Regions from separate parts of the Homo sapiens genome. Here regions 1 and 3 are each linked to region 2. The links are chromatin loops, found by intact Hi-C in ENCODE. Cell type or tissue: dorsolateral prefrontal cortex. All regions are shown on one strand. Region 1 overlaps KLHL32 (kelch like family member 32). Region 2 has its middle 16 kb from the start of MIR2113. Region 3 has its middle 320 kb from the start of PNKY.

Evidence for each region. Peaks named below come from ENCODE experiments on the same cell type or tissue, not always from the same donor. Only the 100,000 strongest peaks of a DNase experiment are listed, where the experiment ranks them.
Region 1: it touches region 2 in a loop (5-fold over the local background); 3 of 110 quality-filtered maps call a loop at or near these places.
Region 3: a loop joins it to region 2, with 2.7 times the contacts of the local background. A loop is called at or near these places in 3 of 110 quality-filtered maps.

Annotation. Positions count from the first base shown.
Region 1 is chr6:97,076,077-97,078,576 of GRCh38, reverse strand. The region is part of intron 5 of KLHL32 (kelch like family member 32); the gene reads right to left. Among named protein-coding and RNA genes, the nearest start is that of KLHL32, 150 kb to the right of the region's middle. In dorsolateral prefrontal cortex, CTCF peaks have their summits at 740 and 948; no DNase peak of the experiment used is centred here.
Region 2 is chr6:98,039,341-98,041,840 of GRCh38, reverse strand. No RefSeq gene overlaps it. Among named protein-coding and RNA genes, the nearest start is that of MIR2113, 16 kb to the right of the region's middle. RefSeq lists enhancers at 1,069-1,866, 1,867-2,500. In dorsolateral prefrontal cortex, CTCF peaks have their summits at 1,213 and 1,423; no DNase peak of the experiment used is centred here; H3K4me3 peaks cover 585 bases; H3K27ac peaks cover 480 bases.
Region 3 is chr6:98,513,388-98,515,887 of GRCh38, reverse strand. No RefSeq gene overlaps it. Among named protein-coding and RNA genes, the nearest start is that of PNKY, 320 kb to the left of the region's middle. In dorsolateral prefrontal cortex, a CTCF peak has its summit at 1,388 (motif pointing right); no DNase peak of the experiment used is centred here.

The DNA of each region.
Region 1 (2,500 bases), 960 kb after region 2:
AAACAAGAGTAATTTCATTTTGATTTCCCAAGTTTTCCCCCTCTAAGATGTCCAAATTGAATAGGATTACAGATTTTTCCGGGTAATAACACTCAACAGATGTGGCTATTTTAACAATGCTTTGTTTCATCAATGTAATTATAATCTTTCATTTCCAATTATTGATGCACTTCACTTAGACAACTCTCCTTCGAAATGTCACCTAAATTACCCCATGTCGATACTTTACTATAGATAAAGATAGGCAGGAGACATAGTGGTTCTATGCCCATGATGTAGTAGCATACATGAAGTTCTTATATAAAATGTTGATTTTATATCACAATTTGAAAATTTCTCTAAATGAAAGGCCATCCTTGGCTCTGTAAGTCAAGAAATTCTCTTTTTAAAACCACTCCCAAATCTATTCCAAACAGCCTGAGAAACCACTCTACATAAAAATCAGTATGGTTTGATTTTTAACAATGTTAAGTCAAAGTGAAATTTAAAAATTGTATCAGCTGCTTATAAGGACCAAGTAGCAAGTAGGATACGGTAAGTATAAGGCTCTTTATCACTGAATGAATTCTAATGCCTCCCACTTCAAGTTTCCTATCACATACACATAAGCTTGTCACTAAGCTATTCATGCATGTAGCTTATCTTCAAACTATTAAAAATGTACCTAGTAAACTAGTAAAAAGTAGATTTCGCATCGTATGCTTTTTGTATTCTGCACAATGTCAATCATAATGTCTTTCTCATAGATTGCAACAGAGAAGTATTTGTTGGATCAAGAATGAAAAAAAAGCAAACAGTTGTGAGGCACATCTATGACTTTACATGAAAAGAGGAAATAATAGCTTGGTTATAGATACAACTTAACAGTTGGGCAAAATAAACAGCTCTCCCACAATTAACTGAGAAAAGTGTTCTTAAGTACTTAATCTGAGCTTCAGAAAGTCCCTTGCGATGCTATCTAGGTACTGGGTTTTTCATACAATTGGGAAATAAAATGGAATGCCCTCTTGTGGTGCCAGATACATGAGGCCTGACTTCCACAGTGAATCTTGGGTCTCCTTGTTTTCTATATGTTAGATTTTTCCCCCTTTCCCCAGAATGTTGAAAAAGAAGCTTACTTCTCTTGGTTTTTAGTGATGATCAGAAAAAGATAAATGTGCAAACTGTTTGCCAAAAAAAAAAATCAGACATTATCAAATGAATTCACATTAATTTTCCTTTATACCATAAGCAGAACTTTGAGACTCTTTTGTCACAAATGATTATTATTTGTGAAAGATTTAAAGACATCGTTTGCTTCAGTAGACTTTAAAAAGCTTGTGAGAAAGGGGAAGTTCTGTAATATAAATGCCCTTCCCTTCTGCGGGACAACCCAGATCAGATTCCATCTCCAGGGAAAGGCAGGCCACTCCAGCTTGGAGGACTTTCCCTCCTCTGACTTTTAATTGCACTTGCTATTTGTATCATTTGTTTGACTCTTCTCTCTCCAGCTGTGCATAAAGGTGCAGATAGTATCTTTAGTTCTTTAGATCTTCCTCTCTGTCTTCAGAAAGTGGCTACCTAGCAAGTTTTGATTGATATACAGTGGGTAGGCAAGAAAAAATGCCACATCTTTAAAATTTCAAATTTTATTGCTTTTATTTCTTAGTTTATGGCAAAAACATAGATTTTCCTGCTCCTCTAAAAATATTTAAATATTTTACAATGTAAATAATTTATTAAATATTAATACATTTATTTAATATTTAAATAAAGGTACGTGCCTAGAAATGTTAGCTACACTGGAGATAAATATGGCAACCTAAAAAGATGGGAAAAAGCTATTTCCTGAACTTTTCAGAACTGTGTGCTACTTTTAGCATACGTATGCACCATGAGGTGCATTGCCATCTTAGTCTTCATGATTTAGAAATATTATAAGTACACCTAATTGTGCATATTTACTTAGGTTCCTAATTTCATAGTTTCCCTGTCTCCTTCACTGGGTGGTAAACTGCGGGAACAAGGCACTGGTGGTGTCTTTAGTTTAGAGCTGTAGGAAAAACACATGATTTGGAGCTGACCCATCTGGATGGCCTCAGGAAGTGGTTAATCTTTTCAAGTCTAATTTTCTCATCTAAAAATTGCGAAAAGTGACACTGCATTCCAGATCTGTGATAAGGATTCTCAAAAGTGCAGATAAAGTACCTTCTACATAGTAGATGCTCAACATACAGTAGCTATCATTACTCCCTTTTACAAATGCTGTTAACAGTACTTAAACTATAGCTTTGCATAGTCCATACTCACTGAGCGGGTAAAGGGAAGAAAACACTGAATGTCTAATATGGACATTGTTTTTCTATGAGTGTCAGCAAAAACCATAGCTGTCATTTCTTTTGTACTCAAAAAATACTTCACTGGAGATAAGCAGGGAGAACAGATAGAGACATTATACTGGACCATAAGCAAGTATGTATTACTATAATATACTCTGGTTCTCAAGCTCTATATTACTCAT
Region 2 (2,500 bases):
TGGTCATCACTTGATAAACCATACATATCTTCTATATTATTTCTATATTTAGAATGTAATGCGAAAGACAATAATTTAAGCTGTACTCATGAAAACCATAAAGGCTGTTAAATGTGTCTTAGTATTACACTACCTGATTTGTCACTGAGTATTCCAAGCTAATAACAATCCGTCATGGAAGAAATCTATTTTGTATAAAAATTTCACTACCTTCCATTAAAACTTTGTTAGTTTTCAAACGTGATGACTATATTTCAAATGAATTGCTGAGACAGCTTAATAATAAAATCAGAATGAAGTATATCATTGTGACAACATGTAAACTTACCCTGAATAGAGCAGGGATACAATTTTATTAGTAAAATTCTCCAGTGGATAACATGACAGTCAGTATTGAATCTCCCCTGTGTTAGGGGTTGGAGCTGGGGGAAGGGAGAAAAAGATTCTTGAGTTTGCTAGACTTTCAATACTTTCCCTCAGGTCTGACCCCCTCAAGAAACAGCATCTTTTCTGAAAGCAGATTTTTCTTCCACTCAGCCCAGTCTCCTCTCCCTCCCCTCCTGCAGAGACACTCCCATTCTGATTCATGTTTTGGGACAAAGGAAATGAGGAAAAATCCCAAGGCTTAAAGAAAACCTGATGAGAGAACCCTAACAGATAAGCAATGGATTTCATCCAAATCACAAAGCAAGAAAAGATTTGGCAATCAAAGGGCCACAAACATACAGAAGGAGAAAATAAAGCTATATGATGTAAAGACAGCATAAAGAAAAACATACACAGGCAATTGCACCAACAATAAAAAACTAAAAATTACCCCTTTGCTTAAAACTAGTATAACATGTCATTGAGTACTACTTTGACATTTTCCTGCGGCTTTTCTCAACAGGCAATAAATGAAAACAATCTTGAAACCATTCTGCTAAAGGCTCAGTGTAGGAGGCATGTCCATACTTTGTCATCAGATAATCTTACAATCAGGGTCAGACTTAAAGAGTTTACACCAATAGGCGCAACAGGTTTTTAATAGGAAATACTCAACTCTGCTTCTAAACGTTTAAAAAACAAACAAACTGACAACAAAATAAAAAATTAAAGATACACACACACTAATATGAGTCTTCTGTATTATTAATATAATCAAGTTTTAGAGAAAATAAAGTTTGATAGTTCTGCTCTTAAAGAACATAAGAAACTGAGTACTAAATTAGTAACAAAGAGAGCCCAACCAGCCAAGGGGAGCAGAAGGGAATTGATATGCCAATCCAGGCACATGGGACTGCTGATTGTGTGTACTCAGTCTGAATTAGTAGAGAGCTTAGCTAATCACAGACATCAAAGTGAAAGGCAAATGGACAGTAGTAAAAAACATTCCAGATTTAAAAATAAAACAAAACAAAAACAAAAGCAAGATTCTGACATGGTGACATTGCAACTCTAGTGAATGGTCCGAGGAGGGAGCTGTTGACACAAGTTCCTGGGTGGAGATAAAATGACACCATGCATCCACAGAAAAGAAGTAAAAGGGAAGAGAACTTAACTAAACAACATATTTGAAATGATTTGGCAGAAATAATGTTCATTTAAGCTACAAATCTCCACTCTCAGGGTATCACCTAACATAGATCCTTTCTACATGCTCCCTCTGGGTGTGGTCCAGAGCCAATGTGTCCAGAGCAGAGTCGACACATTCTTCAGATTACACAAATAAATTCACCCCAACAAAGAGGAAAGTGCTGAGAAAAGGCTAATAGGAAGTGAGTTAACCCCTGCAATGCTTGCCATATTGTTATGGTAAATATTTAGGATGGCCAACTCATTAGATAAATAGATTCCAAGGACGCTCTCATCCTCAGGGCTACTCTGAGACCCATGTGAAAGGACAAGGCATGCAGGAGATGTATCCTTTTGCATAATGCCTGATTCCAGAATGCATAATGGGCACATCACTCCAAGTACTTTCCATTGCACACATTTTCCTTTATAGAAGTTTTGCAAAGTAAGCCTTTTTTTCTTCTTTTTCCTCGGTGATACGCATTGACAGCCTTCAGATGACGAACGTAGATGGTTATATCTGCAGGCTGCAAATTCTATCTGCTCAAGATTTATTCCCAAAGACCCTCACCTACCTAATCTGAAAGGTCCTTGCAGGGCACAGGGCTCACCGCTGTGCCTAAAAGGTCAGCAGTGGCAGAAGGCAGGGCTGAGGTGGAGTGGGATCTTTGGAGCACTCTGTCCTCAGCAGCTTTCTGCCTTTTGCCTCAGCACTCCCTTGGGGAAGACCTACAGGAAGCATACACACACACACTCCCTGAGTATGAGAGCAGCACTGATAACATTTGTTCACAACAATGCAATACATCTTTTTTAAAAAATTAGACTTCCCCCTTTCTGCTTTCTTTCCTTTATACCCCTGGGTATGAGAGGGTGAAGAGTTAGCTCAAGGAGAAATATTACATAACTTGGTAAACTTTATTTTGGATGAATTAGTCTTAAAAAA
Region 3 (2,500 bases), 470 kb before region 2:
GCATGTTCACACAGATACACATACATATTACAGAGAGCCTATAGATAAAAATAAAACACTCTCTCTTCTTGTTGCCAGATTACAGATGTTTAGGATGTGCACCACACCTCTTCTCCAAGGGGTGAAGACAGATTCATAGTATATACCCAAAACAATTTAAATGGTTGACTTGACAACACCTATTCTTAGGTAATAGCATACAACCCAGTTTGTTCATTTAAAGTACAAAAACCTCGAATTCCATGGATTTCATAGCAAATATCACTAGATAATCCAATCCTGCAGTAGAAGTAAGCTCAATGTTAAATTCTAGAAGGCAGCCTGGCCTCAGCGCATCCTGGAAGCCCATTTTCAGCCTCCAAATGGGAAAGAGTATAAACTATTTTCAACTCCTTTGAATTATTTAATAAACAAAACTGATCATAAATTAGTAAATGTCTCAAGTGAGACTGCCGAATAGAGAACATTCAACTGGGAAATGCCTACCATGATAGTTTCTGAAAAAGCAAGGTATGAACCGTCAGTTTCTCAGAACTAGCCACCAAAAGAGGACGACAGGTTTAATTGATGTAGCAGGTGTATGACGGCAGAATTCACACCACCCGAGGGCTTCTGTTACTTCCCACCTCAGAGCAGCTGCATGCATGAGGAGGGCTGGTCTTGTAGCAAGATGTTGACTGGGCCAGTTCATGCACTTGGGGACTTTTCCTTTTGGACTATGTAATAAAATTGTAGCTTTGTAGTTTTCTCAAGAAATGGCATGTGGAGTTGCATTTTAATCGTAAATTGACATTAAGCTATTGGGGAATTATACTGTGTCTACTAATATATATTCCACCTCTCTTGCCCTAATGAGATCACCTTACACTCACTGGCACTGATGCAAACATTTAGAGCTGAGTGCTCAAAAGAGGCTGGAGTACAAATGGTACATAATTCATTACCCTGGGAAACATGGATTTCAATGCAACATAATGCAAGGTGCTCTCAAGTATTCCTGAGGCAGGAAGAGTGTACCACAGTCATAGTGAAGTGACTGTTTACACCAACCTGATTCCACTTGTTCTTTACTAGAGCTAACAAGCCCTCTACTGTATTATTGCACCCAGTTCTACTTACTGGACTCCACAGACAAGTCCTTGCAGCTAGAGGAACAAACCCTTTGTTGCACAGTCTATGAAGCAGCAGAAACTTCTGTGAATAAAAAAGAAAAATTCTGGAAATTCTAAAGGATGTTTCTCCGAGCTTTTTTAATAAGGTCTCAGCAACCTGGAGAATTTGCATTTAGAATAACAAACTCTATTTTTCACCCCTCACTTTTCCACCCCCATTCACTCTTGTCAATAACCAAAAGATGGCAGCATTTTACCCATCATTCATGAGTGACACCTTTGGTGGAGCTAGGTTTGCAATTTCACTTTCATGTGCATTGTTATTTCCTCTTGGTACTAAATGTGGATTGATAACACTGTGGCATTTATTAACAACAGCAACAACAACAAAAATGCAATTTCAAAAAAACTCAGAAGATTAATTATACAAATTACGGTGTAAAGCATCAGAGTTCCTCTTTGATGAGGAAATACACACCAGTCTGACTGCAGTGACTACACAGAGCAATCAAGCTTTGCTAGTGGTATCAGAACCCAAACACCTTGTCCCTCCAGCCATTAGGCTTTCTTCTTGGCTGTGGGCCAGGGAAAGGAGTAGGGACTATTGGGCTTGCAGGCTGAACCTAATGTGGGGGAAATGAAAAAGGGCACTAATGAACATATCTGACAGGGTTTCCACCAGGCCAGGCCTGCTCCTCATCTCTTCTCAAAGCACGCCATAATAACAAGGGCAAGATTGGTTAAGTATCTGAAAGAGGGTGTGCCAAGCACATTTACTCCTGGGATTTGAAAATGGAATAGATCCTTATCCACGAGGGTTTAGGGACACTTCTTCCCAAGATGCCTTTCAAAGCCCATTCTAGACATTTGTCTGAATCATTTGATTCCCAAGAAGATCAACGGCGTCGTTTAAAAAATCTCATTGTGAGAAACAGGAGAGTACAGCTTTGCCACAGTTGTGTGCAAAGGGAACGTGGTCCTGTTTTTCTGAGTGTTCATTATAAATAGGGTCGACATTTGAAAGCAATAAGCCTCATCAGCTTCCCACTCACTCTGTGTAGTCTGCTCATCCAGGCTGTTATTTTCCTCTCCTGCATTGTTGATTAGCATTATCAAGATACAGTGATAGGCCTCATTCCCTCCTAAGTACCAAGATTCACATTTTTCTTGAAACGAGGGCAAAAATCCCTTTATTATAAAATAGGGGTGCATGCTCAAATTTGTTTAAAATGACCAAAGAAAATGTAGGCAAAAATATTCTTTAGAAGCCTCTGGTGTTTGTTTAAAAGAAATCAATTATTTTGGGGTTAGTTAGAAATATTTTTAAATATAATTTCAACATCTATTTTAAAATTCAGGGTGCATATGTGCAGGTTTGTTGTATAGAT